Linked DNA regions of Mus musculus: region 2 is linked to region 1. Evidence: chromatin loops called from intact Hi-C (ENCODE). Cell type or tissue: left cerebral cortex. All regions are shown on one strand. Each heading gives the region's core, and the rest is flanking DNA. Links, peaks and the distances in the headings are about the cores only. Region 1 holds the start of Nrxn2 (neurexin II). Region 2 holds the start of Sf1 (splicing factor 1).

Region 1 (9,190 bases), core at 807-8,806:
TGGTGGTTGGGCTGGGGACTGAGGTGCAGTGAATGGCTTAATAGACCAGGGGCTGGAACACAAATATATGGAACCCTGGGGGGAGCAGTGGGAGGGGCGAACTCAGACGTCATCCCTATGCCATACAGAACTGTGACACAGACTTTTACGAGTACACCCCAGTGATGCAGAGGGGACAGATGGCTTCCAGGGGTGGCCTCGTGAGTAAGCCTGAAGTGGTTGGATACTCTTGAAGGTGTCTGACAGGTGTGTGTGCGTGCGTGCATGTGTATAAAGGGATGTACTAATGATTAAAAAAAAATTACTTGCTGCTGGGCCAGAGGGATGGCTCAGGGAGTTGCCAAGCCTAAGTTTGATACTCAGTATGTACATGATAGAAATAGAAAACCAAGCCCTGCAGGCTATCCTCTGACCCCTGCATAGGTACCATGATGCACATACACACTAAAAGGAATAAATGGATGTAAAACCTATTTGAACACCTATTGCTGACTAGGAGCTTTCCAAGGGCCTGAAAAATACACCAGATTGAAAAGTTCACCGTCAGGAACACATTAGGTGCCTACTAAATACAACTGTGGCTACTATGATTATAGTCGTCAAAATCCTCTCAACCAATCCCTGAGACATGTCTCAGTCATGCAGATGGAAACATACCCCTTTTACAGATAAGGGAAACGAGGATCACTGGTTGGCAAAGCGCAGGCCTTGAAGCCTCGCCCTCCTCCACCCACACTGAACAGTGTCAGTGTCAGAAAACGACAGGGAGGTCTGCATTACTGAATGAATCTCGGCGAGTGCACAGGCCTATCAGTGTGGAAGCAGCCAGGACAGAACTACACCAACAGATGGAACCACAAGGGGTGGGTGGTGTGTGAGGACACACTTCTGGGAGTCCCCGTGGGGGCTGAGCGGGAGCTTGAATTGAAGGGACGGACATTATGTCTCCAGTGTCGGGCAGGCAGAGAGAGCCTTGTGTGGAGGACAAATGCTGGGGCCGAACGGCAGGTTCTGCAGAAGGCAGGCCAAAGCTGGCCTGCAGTGACTGTGGTCACCATCAGGTAGGAGTAGGTTTAAGAGCTTTCTGGAAGTCCATTAGTGACAGGAGTGTGACAGAGAAGGAACTTAGGTGGGAGTCACGGGTTTGGGTCAAGGCAAAGAGGATGTGCCCACCTTGTGCCCTAGTGCACACACCTATAGACCCGGAGCACAATGCTTAAGACCCAGACTGGCATGCAGTGCGTGTGATATGGCAGGCAGGGGTTGCTGTGTCTGGGAAAATGTGTAGGCGTGGGCGTGTGTGCCCAGGAGAGGAAGCAGTGCATGCCAGGAGGGCAGGTGGGCCTGAGTTCATGAACAGTGGCAGATGCTGTGCATCTCTGAGGGGAAGGACTGTCAGGCAGTGCTTTGTCAGGAGACCCGGGGGCACTCAGGGGTTCTATGCGTGCTGTGTGCTCAAGTAGGGCTCCTGGAGGAGGTCCCTGAGGCAGGCAGGAGGTGGCAGTGTCTCTGGGCGGGGAGCGTGGGCGGTTTGCTGCCAAGGAGTTGTATTGTATACGCAGGTGTGTGCGCCTTGTGTAGGTGTGTGTCTGGGCGAGTGCCACCAAGTGTGTGGATCAGTGTCGGGATGTCTGTGTCACTGGCAAGGGTAGACAGAACAGAACAGAAAAGACGGAGCCTGGAGAGACACGGAGGTCCCCGGTGGCTATTCTAGAGCCCTGTCCCTTCCTCTCAGGAGCAGCTGTCATGTGGATTCAGCCAAGGAGCAGCTTCTCAGCAGGCACTGCCAGCTGATCGGTCCCGCCCACCCCTGTGCTGCTGAGGATGGACAGAGTCTGAGCACACTTCCCTTAGCAAAGGTAAGGGGCCTCCCAGACACAGACCCTACTCCCTGAGGCTACAGACGAAAGTTGCTCTGGCTCTGACATATCCATCCCTGAGCCATCCCCAGGTTTGGGGTAGCAAGCTGGGACCTGAGTAGCTGAAGCACCTACAAAGCCGGAGGCCCTCCATGTAGTTAACTGACTAGCCGACCTCCCCTCCTCTCTTTTTCCTTCCTGCTCCCTTCTCTCTCTTTTTCTAGCAGAAGACAGAGGATGTAAAGCTCTCCCCCAGAAGGAACGCCCAGACACTGAGAAGGTGGACGAGAGGGAGGGGCAGGAATGACTAGAAGGTCCTTGTCTACCCCACCCACCCACAATATGTGCAAAGAACGAGGGTGTTTGAAAGCCGGAAGTAGTCAAGGGGGCTGGAGACCCAAGACCCACCCCCTCAGATTTTCTTGAGCACTGTGGAGCTGGGCACCCTTTCGCTGTGGAGCACCAAGGAACTACCCCTCCCATCCCTGCCGGTTCATTAAGGCCCTGGATGCCTCAAGAGGGGGTGACGGCAAAGGCAACTGGAACAGCCCAATAACCCCCACAAATCCAATTTCACCTCCAGGAGCCCACCCAGGGTCCTTGTGGTCATACCCCCATCCCAAAGAACCCAGGCAGACTGCTCCTCCCTCTGGGGGAGAAGGCTGGAGCATGAGAAATGGTTCCCACCTCTTTGAGGTGGAGGGATAAGCCCAGGGCTCAGAAGACTCCTCTACCCTTCCAGTACTCTGTGACCAGAGCCCCACCGCTGCCCTCAAGTATATTCTCAGCCAAGCAGAGCCTCCTTCGACCGGTTTCCCTCTCTGTCACCCCCCAGCTCTCCCCAGCAAGCTTCTCTCCTCTCCCTCAGGCCCCCCATCTTGTCCAGCTCTTCCCCGTCACAGACTCATCTATGCCTAGAGCATCCTGGCATCTTCCCCTCTGCTCCCTCCTGATAACCTCCTCTCCCCTTGGCTCCCATCCCCCAGTAGTCTTTTCTTCAGTGGTTGCCCCCAGACCTCCCTCTCCACTTCCCAAACCTCTCTCCAGCCTGCCTCCTCTCCCACTAAGACCAGTGTTTCTCCCCTGCAGACCCTTCAGACCACAACAGCTCGCAGCTTCTCTGGTCCATCACTGCTTCCAGCTGCCAGGACCAGCATAGACTGGGACCTCCCCCCACCCCTATTTCAGAGCCCTTCTCACAGCCCTATGGATGCCCCTCCTTCAGACCCCCTTCCCCCATCGACCCTCCCTCACCACCTTGCATTCGCCCCAGCTCAGGGCCAATGCCCCTTCCACAGGGAGTCCCCCAACCTCCCCCAGCGGCTTCGCCTCCTCGCTGTCACCCAGCCAGCCCTCTCTGCTCGGCGCCCCCGCCCCCCAATCCGTCCTTTCTGCATCCGCCGCCCCCTCCGACCCGCTCCCCTCCCCCGATTGGCTCCCGCCCCCCACCCGTCTCCGCCGCAGCCCCCCCCCCATACCTGGTTTTGGGGGCGCCAGGAGCTGAAGGGTAGGGATCCGAGCCTAGAGACCGCTGGGTCTACGGCAGGTAACAGATCCTGGGCCAGCGATATCGGCTGCCTCGCGCCTCCTGGTCCCCGCCGCGTCCCCGCCCGCCCCGCCGCGGTGCCGCTCCGAGGAGGATGCTCTGAGAGTCAGGGCGGCTGCTCCCGCCGCCGCATCCCTGCAACACCGACTGACGGCAGCATCAGCACCAGGACCCGCCCCCCAAGCACACGCATTGGGCCACGCAACACTGACGGACGAGTGGCACAGCCAATGCGAAGATGCAGAAGCCGCCAGTCCCGCGGCTCCATGACCCGCCTCCCTCCTCCGCGAGGACCCAGGCGTCCCGGCCCCAGGGCATCCGAGCCCTTTCCCACCTCTCTGGACCTTTGCCCGGACGTCCAGGCCTCTTAACCCAGCAGGTGCTCTCCCCAGGCTCGGGGTCTTGGGAATCCAGGTACCCTAGCCCCTTCTACCTTTGGTTGGGTTGTTGGATCCCACACCCACCCGCCCCTGCCGGCGGGTCCCGAAGATAGTGCCCAGGGCTGGGACAAACCAAAGGAGAGGACTGAACCCCGACTTGAGGCACCGAGAGAGCAGGACCCGAGCAGGGCCTTGGCCACAGCGCCCTCTGCTGGCTGAGTCTGGGGGGGCTGGCCTGGGCTACCCGGAGCCAAGGAAGCCTCTCCCACCCCAGGACTGCTAGTGGCTTTTCCAGTCGCTCGCAGAGACCCTACCAATCACTGTCTCTGTATCCTCTAGCTGGAAGCCTCCGGAACTGAAGAGCTAGGGGCTTTTCTGAGATAAGGACGAAGCTTGGAGGTTGGCAAGATTCTAAGCTAGAGACAGTGGGGTTTCCCAGCCCAGACTCATGGGAATCCCAGAGTTTGGAACCAGCTTTCCACCCCTGTGGAAGGCTTTTCTGGGGTAGGAAAAGGCTAGTGGTGGGGTGGAAGCTACCCACTCCCTGTTACTGAATACAAATCTAGTAGAATCTTCCCTTCGAGCTCCTACCCTTAGCTGTGAGTTTCAGAGTGTGGTCCTGGCGTGCAAGTCTTCTGCAGTAAGAATGTCTGCATCGCCGTGTTTGTGTCAGAGTGTGAGGAAGGAACACCCCTCTTCATTTACTCCACCGAGAAAAGGTAGATCCAGCGCCTAGGTGTGTATACCATTACCTAAGTTGGACACAAGGCTTCTCAATGAGACAGTGTGCCGGCGTGGGTGTGGCCGTGGGTGTGTGGCAGACCATTTTGCCAGTTCTCTCCAGGCCCCTGATTTCTGTTACAGGGCCTGTGATCTGCACAGCTGGTAGCAGTTGGCATTTCCTTAGCCAGAGGCAATATGCAAGAACACACGTCCAACCACTAATGTATGCAGATACACATGGGGGCACACAGCCATGCACACCTATTCATGTGTGCCCAGCGTTTCCAAGAAACACAAAGGGACACTGCAGAGATGCCCCACCATGGTAAGTCACCACGGGGGGTGGGGGGACACACTCGATCCATAACCTGCATACTTGTGCATACACAGGTACCTGCACACTCAAGGGCAAACACACACCCAAGTGACTCACAGGGGACCTGCCCATGGAGTCTCCCTGGTCGTCGGTAGGTACTTTGCAGAGCAGTCAATTCCTGAGTTAATGAATGTGGACACTCCCCCCACCGCTCCTTAGAGAGGACCTCCTTTGATAGCCTGGAAGGAGGATAGGAGAAGACCTAGCTGCAATGGGTATTTCCCAGGCAGTGGAAAGGGAGATTCCTGAACAAGGTCCCAGACTTGGGGCCTACTCTGACCTTGGAGAGACCCTCAGGCAGCCCTGCCCCCACTACCACCACACCCCCCACACGTCCCCTACTGGCTGCCAAGGCCAGTAGAGGCAGCAGAACAAGAACTGCTGAGTCAGGGCCTCTCTGACCCCCCCCCCAGCCCACTGCCCCACCCATCATCTGCTGTTCCTCCTCCTGCAGGACCCACACTCACACGTACAAACACCAAAATGCAGAGGGACAGACAAGCAGGTGCAGTGACCCAGTGACAAGGCTCAAACCCCAGGAGTCTGAGTGGGAAGGGAGGCAAGGGTGAACACCGCTCTTCTGTCTCTACCTTCAGCTTTTCCCATCAAGGGCAGGAAAGGTCGCTGGAGTCTGCTACACCTCCCTGCTACACCTCCCTGTCCCTCTCCTCTACAAGGAAGGTCCGAGATTCAGATCCCTCATGGCAGCTGGGCCCCACCACTTCAAAACACACCCCTCAAATACACAGGCTCACACCCAATGTGGCATTGGGGAGCAGCATAGAGCAGACACCCTTCTAGGCAGGTACACAAGCCAACAGGGAGGGAAACCCTGGCAAGTGTAGGTGCAGGTCCCACACACATATGCTCAGGCAAACACCATGTGAGGGCCAGACACTCAATTCTGACACATTTGAATGACAGTGGAAAGGCAGGTACAGGTCACATCCCAGATGAGGCAGAGCTGAACACCGGGCAGCACCACACACTGGGAAGAGGCCAAGGAGGGGCTGGGGGTGGGCTGGGGAGCCGACCAGGCTGCAGGGATGGAGGCAGCGGGAGGCAGGCTGGCAGAGCAGGAGCGAGCTGCTCTTCACAACACAATCGCCGTCTGTTGTTATAGCAACTCAGCCCCCAAATCATGAAACGGATATTACAGCCTCGAGAGGGGGAGGGGAGGAGGGGGCTGAGGACAGAAGGAGAGGCAGTGTAGGGGACTCAATAAGGGACAGGGCTGAAGCTGATCATTGTGACAGGGCAGGAGAATGAGGGGACCCAAAATAAGGACTAGAAGACCAGAGGGATTGAAGTCAAAAAGGTAGAAACAGGCAGGAATTAGAGGCTCTGGGATAGTGCACTCTTCCAAGAGATTGGAGGCCACTGCCAGGTCTGCAGAATAGAGTGATGTACAGGTAGGGATTTAGGGTGCTCCTTTTCAACCCCAACAGCTGCTGTAAGGCACCCTACAGTGTGGAAATCTGGGGATGTAGCTCCCATTCTCAGCATTGCTATCTGGTACCTCCTGACCTTAGGGACATCTGGGTCAGGCTCTAGATCCTTTAGAAAACTCCCATAGACCACCCTCCTGTCCCAAAGCAGTCTTAGAAATAGCCTTGGCCTTAGTTAGTGGTGACAAGCACCCCCCCCCAAGTTCTCAGTGCTGCCAATACAGAAGGGAAGAGCAAGCTGGGTTAGGAGGCCTCCGGAGCTGAGCAAGATCAATATGCATTTCCTCTGGAAGTCGCTGTCCTTCCGGCTGGCGGCAGCACCAGGCCAGGAGGCTGCATGACCAAGGATGTCAGCCCCCACCCTGAGGCACACCAGCCCCAGCCTCTGGCTGTCCCCACCCCTCCTAGCTCTGCTCCACAGCCAGTACCCTGGGCTGCCCTCTCCCTGCCATGAAGTCCTGTCAGTGTAGGATTGATCCAGGGCCTAAGAGCTTATCTGGAACGGCAGAAGCGTCTTGCCTCTGGGTTGAAAACTCTAGTTGCACCAGTACCAGCAATTCTAGGGTGCACAAGCTCACTAGTCCCAAGGCTCGAGTCCCCCAGATTCAGGACTCCTCCCACTCTGCCCAAGAGTCTTGTGTTCTGAGGTTTTCTGCTCCTGAGACCCCATCCCCATGATCAGGTCCCAATCTATCCACCCTATGGAATTCTAGACCGCAACAGCATAGCTAGAAGTACAGCATCAGAGGGTTTTAGGCTGATGATCCAGGTTAATTATTCGGGCCTTTTTATTCCATCTGGAAAATACAAATATTCACAGGAGTCTGTACAACCTTAGGGACACCAGCCCTGGCCCTCTTCTCAATGCATGCCACCCTCGACCCCCACCACCCCCAGCCCCAACCTCCTGCCCCAGAATCTCTGGCTCCCTTCTCTACTCTAAGTCTTTCCTCCGAGGCAGGAATGAGTCCTTGATAGTCACAGCTGGGAAGAAGAAAAAAAAACAGAAGTCATGAGGAACCTCTTGTCAAATCCCCCCCCCCCCCCGCCCAGGCGCTTCCTATAAGCCGCCCCAGCCCTCCGTGGGGCGACCCTGGTGGCAGCCTGCAAAGGGAGGACTCACCATTTTATAAGTGGATGTCAAACACTCCGTCCTCCACCGACTGCACCTCCTCTTCACGGATCTCTGCGGAGAGGGACGGAGAGTTGTCCACTATCCCCACCCTGGGTCCCTGTGACCCCAGCAGCCACCTCCTGTCACAGAAGGCTCCCATCTCTTCCTCGTCCAGGAAGCAGGCCCATCCTCCAAAAATCAATTCTCAGGACGACCAAACGACCCCACTTTCTGAGGTTTATTCTTCGTTTCTTTCTGCCGAAGCTCTCCCCACAGCCACATCTCCGCCGGTGCAGTTTGCTTAAATGTCGATTTTGTGCGTATTACACAGTTTAGAGCCCAGCACATCTGAAGACCCACTGCAAATGGTTTTCTCTTTTCTATTTTTGAGGACTTACGCCAACCCAAATGATTGTGGTCAAATTACCTTAGACCTCAGTTTAACAGACCTCGAGAAAATAGTCATTTAGCAAACCATCACTCAGCGAACTGATCAGAACCAACAGAGACCCCAAGAGAATCACCCAGAGATTATGGGGGAAGAGACTTTTATAATGGCAAGCAAAAAGAGAAATGCAAATGGCTGGTGGGATGCCAACCCCCTTACAAAACAGACACACACTCGGGGTCCGGAAGCTTCGTCAAAATTAGGGTGCACGCCTTTAATCCCAGTACTTAGGAAGCAGAGCCTCCCTCCACCCTATCCTCAGAAAGTTGGAAGTTCTTTGGGCACTTTCTGGCATCGTCACCTATCTGACCCTTCTTTATAGTCCCAGCCGGCATTCTGGATAAGTTAATAGGCCTTTCTGGAGGCCCGCTTACCTGGAGGCCGAGAGCTGCGCCTGCCTGGGCGAGGCAGGGAAAAGCTGAAGGCCCGATGGTGGGTATGTGTGGGTGAGGGAGAGGGTGCAGAGCCCTCCAGGCTGACACTCTGGGCCCTGCGGCGACATTCCACTGACAGGCGCTCTTTGCATTGCTTGTGGCAGTTCACACCACAAGCTGAGGAAGGGAAGACAGGGAGCCCAGCAAGGGCCATGGGTCAGAAAGCTCGCCATCCCATCCTTCAAGTCCGTGCTCCATCTGTACTCCTGAGAAACCATCCCCCATCAAACTACAAGCCTCCTCCCAAATTGTTTTCTTCATGTTAATTTAATACCGGACTACACCCTCTCAAAAGTTTCTTTTCCTAGGCAGCTTGGCTCACCACAGCCTCTTAAAAGATAACCCCCTCATGTCAGTCAAGATGCCTCTCTGGTTACAATGTACTTCACTTCCTGGAAATCGCTGCCATCAAAATAAAAATCCCTACAGCAGTAACTCTCCCCACCACACTCCTACCACACCCCCAAAGCTTGATCCACCAGCGAAGCCATTCTTTCCATCACCCATCGTATCTTACCTCTACATTTAAGGCCCTGCTTGTAGATGCCCAGGATCTGCAATAAAGAAGGGGGCCATGCTTGGGGGTTAGGGTTTTATAGGTCTGAAGGAGAAGGCCTGAGTTCTACATGTTCCGCGGGTTGGCTAGTGTTCCCGTGTGGACCGGGTGGGCCAGCAGAAGGGCGGGGCGTGGGTCCGCAGGCCAGGTCTGGCGGGTCAGATGGAAGCGCTGCGATTCTGGGCAGTGGGGCGCTCACCAGAGCTTTGCAGTGGCGACAGGCAACCGGGCGTAGCGAGTTACTCTCCTGGAAGTTGTGTACGAAGCCCATGCGGCCTCCCAGCACGGAGCTGGAGCGCAGGAAGT
Region 2 (9,190 bases), core at 616-8,615, 52 kb after region 1:
AATTGTACAAGAACCAAACTGGCCTTTTAAAGGCTTTATAACCATTTAACCTCTTCCCAAACTGTGGAAGTGAAAAGCAAAAGCTAGCAATCTAGAGGTTAGACTGGCCGGACTTCTTCACCTAGAAGAGGCATCAGAGACATCAACTGCACTCTAATCCCAGTTTTCCAGGAAGCAAACAAGGTTTGTTAAAAACTCAACCTTTGGAGGAATTGCCTGGTAACCTGTAGACATACCATTAAAGGGGAAAAGGCCAAAAAGGCACTAAACAGTTGTGGTCTATAACCTATAATGTTAATCTTAAAAAAAACTAAAAAATAAAAATCTTCAAATCAAAAAAGAAATGTAAAATTTCCAACCAAAATCTATATGTAAAAATAGAACAAACTTGATAAGCAAAACAAAGTCAATAATGGAGAAATCATTAGGTTCATTTGTTTCATGGTAAGGGGCAGAAGAACTGCATGTGACCAGGATAACAAAAGCCAGAAACACCTTCAAAGCAATCTTTTCAACTATGCTACATGCACTAAGAAAGATTTCAGTGGAAGCTTATTGTCTATTAAAGGACAAGACTTTAGCTGTTCAAAGACCTGTACCAGCCAATAAAATTCCACTTAAAACATTCCTCTCTCACAGACATCTTAACTTTCCAGAGGTGAGAGAAACTGCAAACTGAAATGGCATGACCACAGCTGTTTGAGGCCCATACTCCCTTTTAAAAAGGAAAAAGTAATAATTTAGGGGGTTGGTTGCTTGCCTTCCCTTCCCAAAACCCGCAGGCAGGCAATGGCCAAGGCTGAAAATTAACTGGCAATGAAGGAAGTTGGTTAGAAATCTCCTGATTTTAAAACAATCTCAAAACCACAAGCAGGTAAGACTTCAACAAGCTTTGGCCTGCTTAAATTCAGTGATGGTTAAAAATACTCTCAAATCCCTGCATAACATACCCAATGAGAAAAACTACCCCCTGTGCTTTCAGCCAAAGCAGCCAGTGAAAAGGCAGGTTAATGGCCACCTCTCACTGTCCCTAGGGGTGGGCAAATTACCAGGTTAAAACCTATATGCTTACCAATTAGAAACCAGTTAACCATTTTCTTTAACTTATTCTCCCATTAAGAGAACTTTTCTAACTGTTGACTGAGCATATAGTCTACTCTGGTCAGAATACCAGTCGTCTTAACTAGGAGTTATTGAACTGACACAATATGTTGCCACCAGTAAAAACATATTGAGAAAAAAGGTAAAAGCGTTACTGTCAGCTGGTTAAAACTGTTTCCCAACCTGTCCTCAGGGTTAGGGGGGATGCCCAGGTCTCCTGTGCGCAGTTTACGAGTCAGGTCTTCTATCTGTAGTTGCACTGGAAGAAACCAGGTTAGGAAAGAAAAAAAAGGATGGAAAAAAGACAATGTTACCAAAAAACATCTCAAATCTCAATAACAAGCATGAAGAACTCGGAGACTTTGAAAGGGACGACTGATCAGTGACACACTGAGGCAAAAACCCCCAACCACCTAGCGCAGGAGTCCATCTACATCTACAGCTAATGTCCACCTCAAAATGGTTATCACTTAAGGAAGCAAACAGTTTGTTGGAAGAGGGGTTAGCAGTTAAGACTGTTCACTAAAGCTTACAATTCCAATTATCAGGAGGTATTCACCTCTCCCTTCTCCACCAACACTTGCTTACGATTGGTACCCCAAACCAACGGCATTTAAGATATCAGTACCTGCTTCCCACCAAACTCAGGGCAAAACTTAAGTTTCTATTTCTTTAATAAGTATTAAACACAGCCCAAAAGTACTCAAATAACATGGGACAACAAAAATAGCAGTTGAGCAAAGATCATTTTCATTAAGACAAGATTTAAAACTCTTTAAGTAAGACACTCAATAACCAATTTAACATCTTACAGATTTGTGTGTGTACTTTCTGTACAACCAGATCTGTACTAAAAGAGCTCCCCAATACCTGCACCTTTACTCAAATACTGAGCAAACCACATACCTTTGTTCATAATCCAATGGGCCTAAGTAAGGTGCTGTAAACTATCATTTTCCCCCTTTTTTCCAGATAGGGTCTCAAAAAACACAGCCCTCGCTGTCCTGGAATGCACTGTGCAGACCAGGCTGGCCTAGAACCCAGAAATCATCTGCCTTTGCCTCAGTGACTGGGTTAAAGATGTGCACTACCTTCACCCGCCTAGGAGTTTATTTTCAGACCAGCTACTGATATCTTAGGAAGGTGTGTAGATGCTAAGTGAGGGTCAAGAGACTGTATATGGCCCCCAGGTTTGAAACATGAGAGATTCACTAAAAGCTGTCAGTAACTCAGACAAAATTTAACACAGCACTAGGATAGATAGCAAACCTAGAGTAGCTTCTTCGACATGGTATGTGACTGCTTCTGGTATGTATTTTTATTACGCCCCAGGTCTCTGAGAAAGCAGTAATGGCACAGTTTACCTACAATTAGGTTTAATACATACCTTAAATACAGAAAATTCTAATTATCTGCATTAAGACATGTTTCACAGGACTATACAACATCTCCATGCTGAAATACTGATTAAAAAAAAAAAAAAATCGACAGTGAAGAGGATACCAAGGACCCCTGGACAAAGCAAATGTGCCATGGAAACACTGCTACTCTCCAAGCTCCTTCATGACAACAAGCTCTAGGCTTGCAGCCAGACTAAGCTCAGCAACCTAGCAGCTCAGTACCATAGGGCAGCCTCTAGTTGTGGGATCTAACGTGAATAAACATCCAGCACTGAAGAATAAACCAGGAAAGACTGCTACCTCCCTTGAACTAAAAATGCACCCTAGCTTCTAACTCTGAGTTTATCTACTTCAACAAAATATGTAAATAGTCTCTAAGGGCTTGATGCATTAACTGGGCCTCCAGAGGAAGAGAGGGAGTTGTAAAGTACTGTTTTTTTAGACTGGTCTTGGGCTGTGGGAGCACTAAGACATCTTACAAGGTCCAACACTGGTCTAATGACACCCAAGGCTTAGGTGAGAGTAAACAGCAGGAGAAAGTAGGATTAGTAGTAAGTACTGTGAGAAGCAGACAATTCCACGCCTCAAAATCCTCAGCAATCTAAGAACCAGGAAATGAAGACCTCCAGACTCAGAGCACCTTAGCCTTGAAGCTGTCTGAGAAGGACACAGCTCAATGGACCCAACGAGGTTTCTGCCCCAAAGAGGATGTTTACTTGGTTAGTTGAAAATGTTTATCAAGTGCACTTTTTGAGACAGCAGGACAGATATAAAACTTCCATTTATTATGACCTTGGATTTTAAGTAATTTTGAGGTTTAATTCTACTGTGGACAGTAACCTAATTTTTTAAATTCTGCCACCACTTCATTTCAAATCAAACAGTAAACCCTTCCCAGCAGAGTCCTTTAGTGGTAAATTACAAGAGCCTGTTTTAAGACAGCTCTCTAAAGATGGAACAAGAAAGGATACTGAAGGGAAGGATTAAATTCAACAAAATGGGTAAACTATAAATGCTTTCCGAGCCACTTTTTGCTTAAACTATTTTGTACCTATAAAAAAACGAAACCACAATTTTAGGGAAAGGGAACCATGACATTATGGTGAAAGGCCATGCTACAAAAAAGCAACTGGTTTACAATACCTGCAGTGTTCTCCACTGGGGCCTGTCCAGAGAGGAAGATAGCATTCACCTCACCAATGAGCAAGAACAGCAGCTGAGAAGGGGGCTGCCGAGCTAAGAGCAGGCCCAAACAAGAAGCTGCAAATGCAGGACTGGCCAAGCAAATCACGGATTACACAGCTATGAAAGCATAGCTCATCACACCTTGTTCCCATGACTAAAATCTTAAGACTTTCAACAGGTTCATCACTCAGAACAATCTGCAGTAACAATCTGAAGATGCACCTGGATGTAGAACGTGTATTTACCTATGTAAGCTCTTTCCTGTTCCCGAGTCAGTCCAGGGGGTATAACTGTAGGCATGCCTGGAATCACTGTCTTCTGCTCCATTGTGTCTTGGTTCCATCGGCTCCTCTTCCTCTTCTTACTTGGGAAGTCTAAAGACAGACAGAGCCCATCAGGCAGAAATATGAACCAGAAGGCAAGCAGTTCATGATAATTAAAACTAAACTGAAATCACCTAAATTTTTAAAAAGAAAGAAATCTCAGAGGTCAGAGAAAACAAGCAGCCATTTTAAAGATCCTCCTGTCAGGAAAGTTAAGGAACAGTTCACATTTAGTTCTTTTAAAACGAAAATACTAGAGAATGTAACAAGGAACACATTTCTTTTGTAGTGTTAACATCAGAGTTTTTGCATATATTGGGTAAGAGCTCTACCACTGATGCATATCTCCAACTCTTTGGATCTTTTGTTTGTTTTTTGAGACAGAAGTCCCTTTAGAGAACCCTGGCAGTCTTAAACTATGTAGACTGGCATCAAACTCAAAGCCCCACCTTCCTCTGCCTCCAGAGTGCTAGGATTAAAAGCATGAACCATCATGCCCTTGCTTCCAAGACTTAATGCACAGAAACCCAGAATCAGAAGTGTACAGATACATATTATCAATTCTGAATGCCTTAAAGGGCAGAAAAGAGGAAACTGGAATGAGGCCCACAAAGCATTGGAACTCAAGCTACAAGAGTACACAACAAATCTCTTGCTACACATTACTGTGGGAAACATGCCATCCTTCAATATGACCATTCTTACTCGTGGAAAGATCAGTTTTCCTGACCAGTGGACACTTGTCATCAGAACTCTGATTTATTACATTCTTCCCTACATTTACCACACAAGGTTTTCTACTTCTCAGATTACAGGCCCAGAGAAAAAGCCTTTTAAAACAGCACGGGGAAAGCTGGTCACTCTGAGAACCTTCTAGAAAACAAAAGGAGAAAACCTTTAATAAATGATCGAACTCAAGCATCCCTAGTAGCCTTCCGAACTCGCCTCACTGTGAAAGGAGACACTCCTGCCACGGGGCTGCTAAAAACCATCAAGGGAGCCACTCACACCACGTCGTCCCGTGGACCTGACTCTCCTGTCCTCCATAGCAGGAGCTCAGGGGGCAACAGGTGGCTTCTTCCAAAACTACCACAATTGCGCCACAAAGCCTGAACGCCTCACTGCGTCTGCGCGAAGAACGCTTCCTCCCGCCCTTCTGGTTCTCGCGGTGCGCGTGCGCAATCGAAGCCTCCCAAACCAGGCCGCGCGTTCCCCGTGGCGCGTCCGCCCGGGCCTCCCGTGCGCGCGCGCGCGTCCTCGCCGCGTCCAACCGCGGTGGCGTTGCCCCTCCGTCGGCCGGTTCGGTTCGCCCGACGACTCTCGCGCTCTATCGGCCCGACTCACCTCCGCCGCCACCGGGCTGGCCCGGCTGCTGGTCCTGGCGCGGAGGCGACCCTCGCTGAAAAGAGCGGCGGCGGCGCGGGGGCGGCTGCTATGGCGGGTACGAGGCCGGGGGCGGCGGCGGTGACGGCACCGCCGCTAAGGACAAGGCCGTGGTTAGGGCCCCCGGCAGCGGCGTCCCGAGCGCCAATAGGCTGGGCTTGAAGCTGCCTCTGGGCCCAGGAAGTGGGGAAAGGCCTGGTAGGCCCAGCTTACCCAGCGGCGTGGCGTTCGCTCCGGTCGCCATGGCGCCCCAGGGGACCGGCAGCAGCGGTTCCTCGTCCTCCGCGGCGACTTCTCCTTCACGAACCTTCCGGGAGCTGGAGGTGGGGGGGAGGGGACCCGACTACGCGGCTGAAGAGCGCGGGGAGCCCGTCCTCTCACGCGGCGGGCGGCGGCGGCGCCAGACGCACAAAGAGGGAGGAGAAAGGACGCCGCGGGGGCGGGCTCGGGGCGGAGGGGCCGCGGCCTGGATTGGGCCGGCCCGAGGTGAGGTCGGAGGCAGCGGCCTCCGATTGGTGGAGCACTGGCTCTTTTCAATATGGGTCGGGATTGGCCGAACCGTTAGGCCCGGCGACGAAATGGCGGCGGGGCCGGGGGAACTGGGAGGTGTCGCAGCGCGCACTCCTTGTTACTGCGCGGACTGAGGCCAGAGTGGCAGGGGAATAGGAGGGGGCAAAGTCTGTGACGTGAGAGAACGGCTAGCTCATTGGCTGAAACCGATGGAGGTAAGCGCCTCGGCGTCGTAGTGCCACACGATTGGCTGAAACGATTCCCCTCCCCCAGGAGCCAGCCGCTCGAGAATGGAGAAAGCCGGGAGGAGAAGCCGGAACCAAGGCGGAGAGCAGGGGTGCGCATGCGTAGGGAGGGCACGCGTGTCCCCGCCCCCTTCCCCAGAGGGGCGGAACGGAGGCCTTAAGTGACGTTAGTCATTGTGCTAGAGGTAACTAGGGACCGCGGCGAAGGGGCGGGCTCGAGCTGACGAACAGGATACGTCGAAGCTGCAGGTAGAGTAGAGAAAGACTTCCTGTTTTCTCTGAAAAATAGTGTTACGAAATGGCTCAAAACTAGGGTAGTTGGTGGGTGTATTTAAAGACTTTATTTCATTCCGGTACAAGGTAGCCAAGTAGCCTGTCACCCGAGAACTTGAAAGGCTGAGACAGGAGAGCTGACATGAGTTTGGGGCTAACCTGGGGTACAGTATATCTGTCTCAAAAAATCCAGGTTCAATGGCACATACTAACTCTTGTAAAGGAAAAGTCAGGCGCTCCAAGTCCTTCTTGGAGAGGGGAGAGAAAGTCATTTCAAAAGTTAGTCTAAAAGTGTGCACTTCCAGGGAAATCTCAATGCGTTGGAAATTTGTTTCGGGTACCTTAAAATTACCCATAAAAATGGTAGGGAACTTGTAAATGAGACTGAGGCCAAACATTCCTTCCCATGAAATAAACATGAGAGTAATGAAACAGGTTAGCACAACATAATAGAACTGGGGATAGATAGGGTTCTCACAGAGAGGTTATTTAGACCCAGTAGGGGAAACAGTGTTTAATATGTAATTAGAGTGGCTAGAGAAATAGCAGATAAGACCAGGCACTGGCTACTCTTCCAGAGTCCCAGGTTGGATTCCTAGAACCTAAATGGTGACTCACAACCATCCGTAACTTCAGTCCCAGGATATCAGAACCCTCTTCTGGCCTCACAGGCACTGCATATATATGGTGCACAGACTTATATGCAGACAAAACACCCATATACATAAGACTAAGTAATCTTTTAAAATGATGTAGAAAAGTAGACATGTAGACAACAGAAGGTTTGGAGTAATCTAGGAATAAAGAGACTACAAAGATAAGAAACTCAAGTATGGTGGATGGTACAAGTCAACAGACTATGACAGGTAGGGAGGAAATGGCCATAGAACAGAGAAAGAGCAAATGTCTGGGCAGAAAATACAATTGAGTGGTAGAACCTAGCACATGTAACTCCCAGATTACATCAGCAGACATGTGAAAGTAGAAAAGCCAACTGTAATACCCAAGAAACCTATCAACCTAAGCAGAGGAGGGGCCAGCTCGGCAGTTAAGAGTGCTGGACAGCAGGGCGGTGGTGGCGCACGCCTTTAATCCCAGCACTCGGGAGGCAGAGGCAGGAGGATTTCTGAGTTTGAGGCCAGCCTGGTCTACAGAGTGAGTTCCAGGATAGCCAGGGCTACACAGAGAAACCCTGTCTGGAAAAACAAAACAAACAAAAAAAAAGAGTGCTGGATACTCTTCCACACCAACTAACAACCATCTCACTTCTGTTCCAGAGGATCGTGACTCCCTGTTCTGACACCTCAGGCACTGCTCTTACTGCTGATGTACAAACATACATGTAGATAAAACACTTATACACATTAAAATAATCTCTAAAGACTTAACAACGACAACAAAAGCCCCACAGTAGTAGAATACTTGCTTAGTATGGCCAAGGGCCTCGGTTCAGTCCCAAATACTGAAAACCATTATGTAGCTGGCCAGAGCAGGCTGTGGAAGTTTGAATGAGAGTGGACCCCTTAGACTTATTTGAATGCTTAACCCCAGTTAGTAGATCTATTTGGGAAGGATTTGGAGACATGGTCTTGTTGGAGGAGGTCTATCACTGTGGGTAATTTCAAAAGCCCACACCAGGCCTAGTCTCTTGTCTGTCTCCGTCTTTCTGCTGATTCAGTGTAAATTCTCAGCTACTACAACAGAAGCTGCCTGCTTCCTGCCGCCATGCTCCCCACCAAGGTTGCCATGGGCTCACCCTCTGAACTGTAAGCAATAAGCTCTCTCTCCTCTAACTTTCCTGGGTCACAGCAATAAAAAAGTAAGTGATGGTGGAGGCATAGCATGGGAACTCTTGGAACCTTGATCAATCATGGCACTAGGAATGTCAAGGAGCACTCAGGCCATGGTCTGTCCACAGCCTGTATCCACCATGGCTTCCTGCCCATCCAGAGATAGGACTGCACACCAGACCCACTGTGCTTCGGGGTGAGTGTGGTGCTCTGGAAAATGTGCAGGCTGCCAGTGAACTCTCCTCTGTCGGGAGAGGTAACTGAAATCAAAGAAACACTTGCAGAAAACCTAGGGCTTCTGCACAAATCCGTGAAGGGAGTTGGCTGATCAACATGACACTGTGTGATTGTTCAGAGCTGGGTGAACTAATGAGTGAAGAAGGATAAGAAATAATGAAATCCACTGAAGAGTGACCATGGCACCACATACCCCAAATCAGTGGGAGGTGACCTGCTCTAACATACTTGTCTTAAATAAGTAGAGGATAGAAGGCTTGAGAGAACTTTTAGCAGTACTGATGGAAAAGAAACCATTCTTGACAATACTACTTAAGGAAAAAAAACCCAACTTGCTAATGGGTGCAGGTAAGCACTGTGTACATATTTTCATAATACAGCAGATACATATTTAGACTAGGGATTTAGCTCCAGTCTTGAGAATTCATGAGATCATCTATGGGAAAAAGTAATTATAAAGTTGGATTTGATGACAAGCCACTGTTTTAATTCCAGCACTCCACAGACAGAATTCAAGGCCAGCCTGATGTATGTAACAAGTTCCAGGCCAGCAAGAGTTACATGATGAGACCCTACCCAGTGATTGTAAGAATTCCAAAATTCAGGATAACAATGCTGTAAGTCTTACATAATATTCTAATCCACCCATATCTATCCCTGGGTTTAGGTCAAGAGACTTCATGTACCTTCTCATTGGAAACAGTGTCAGATGAAGGACAGTGCTGTCTTCCTTTTACCATGTG

Evidence for each region. Peaks named below come from ENCODE experiments on the same cell type or tissue, not always from the same donor. Only the 100,000 strongest peaks of a DNase experiment are listed, where the experiment ranks them.
Region 2: it touches region 1 in a loop (2.4-fold over the local background); 4 of 42 quality-filtered maps call a loop at or near these places.

What each region holds. Positions count from the first base shown.
Region 1 is chr19:6,413,120-6,422,309 of GRCm38, reverse strand. It overlaps Rasgrp2 (RAS, guanyl releasing protein 2), which reads right to left. Exons shown (of 17, transcript NM_011242.3): 13 at 9,084-9,190; 14 at 8,846-8,882; 15 at 8,269-8,445; 16 at 7,456-7,518; 17 at 7,094-7,316. The coding sequence ends at 7,460. It overlaps Nrxn2 (neurexin II), which reads right to left and starts at 3,554. Exons shown (of 23, transcript NM_001205234.2): 1 at 3,338-3,554. Gm14965 (a long non-coding RNA gene) reads left to right here and starts at 3,548. Exons shown (of 3, transcript XR_879495.2): 1 at 3,548-3,819; 2 at 4,650-4,833. In left cerebral cortex, for the core only: a CTCF peak has its summit at 3,987 (motif pointing left); DNase peaks (open chromatin) are centred at 3,950, 4,522, 5,751, 5,982 and 4 more places; H3K4me3 peaks cover 3,122 bases; H3K27ac peaks cover 2,529 bases.
Region 2 is chr19:6,360,534-6,369,723 of GRCm38, reverse strand. Sf1 (splicing factor 1) reads right to left here and starts at 6,034. Exons shown (of 13, transcript NM_001110791.1): 1 at 5,606-6,034; 2 at 3,932-4,060; 3 at 1,285-1,360. The coding sequence starts at 5,636. It overlaps Gm14966 (predicted gene 14966), which reads left to right and starts at 6,014. Exons shown (of 3, transcript NR_168058.1): 1 at 6,014-6,117; 2 at 8,943-9,064. In left cerebral cortex, for the core only: no CTCF peak of the experiment used is centred there; DNase peaks (open chromatin) are centred at 5,185 and 6,113; H3K4me3 peaks cover 2,643 bases; H3K27ac peaks cover 2,083 bases.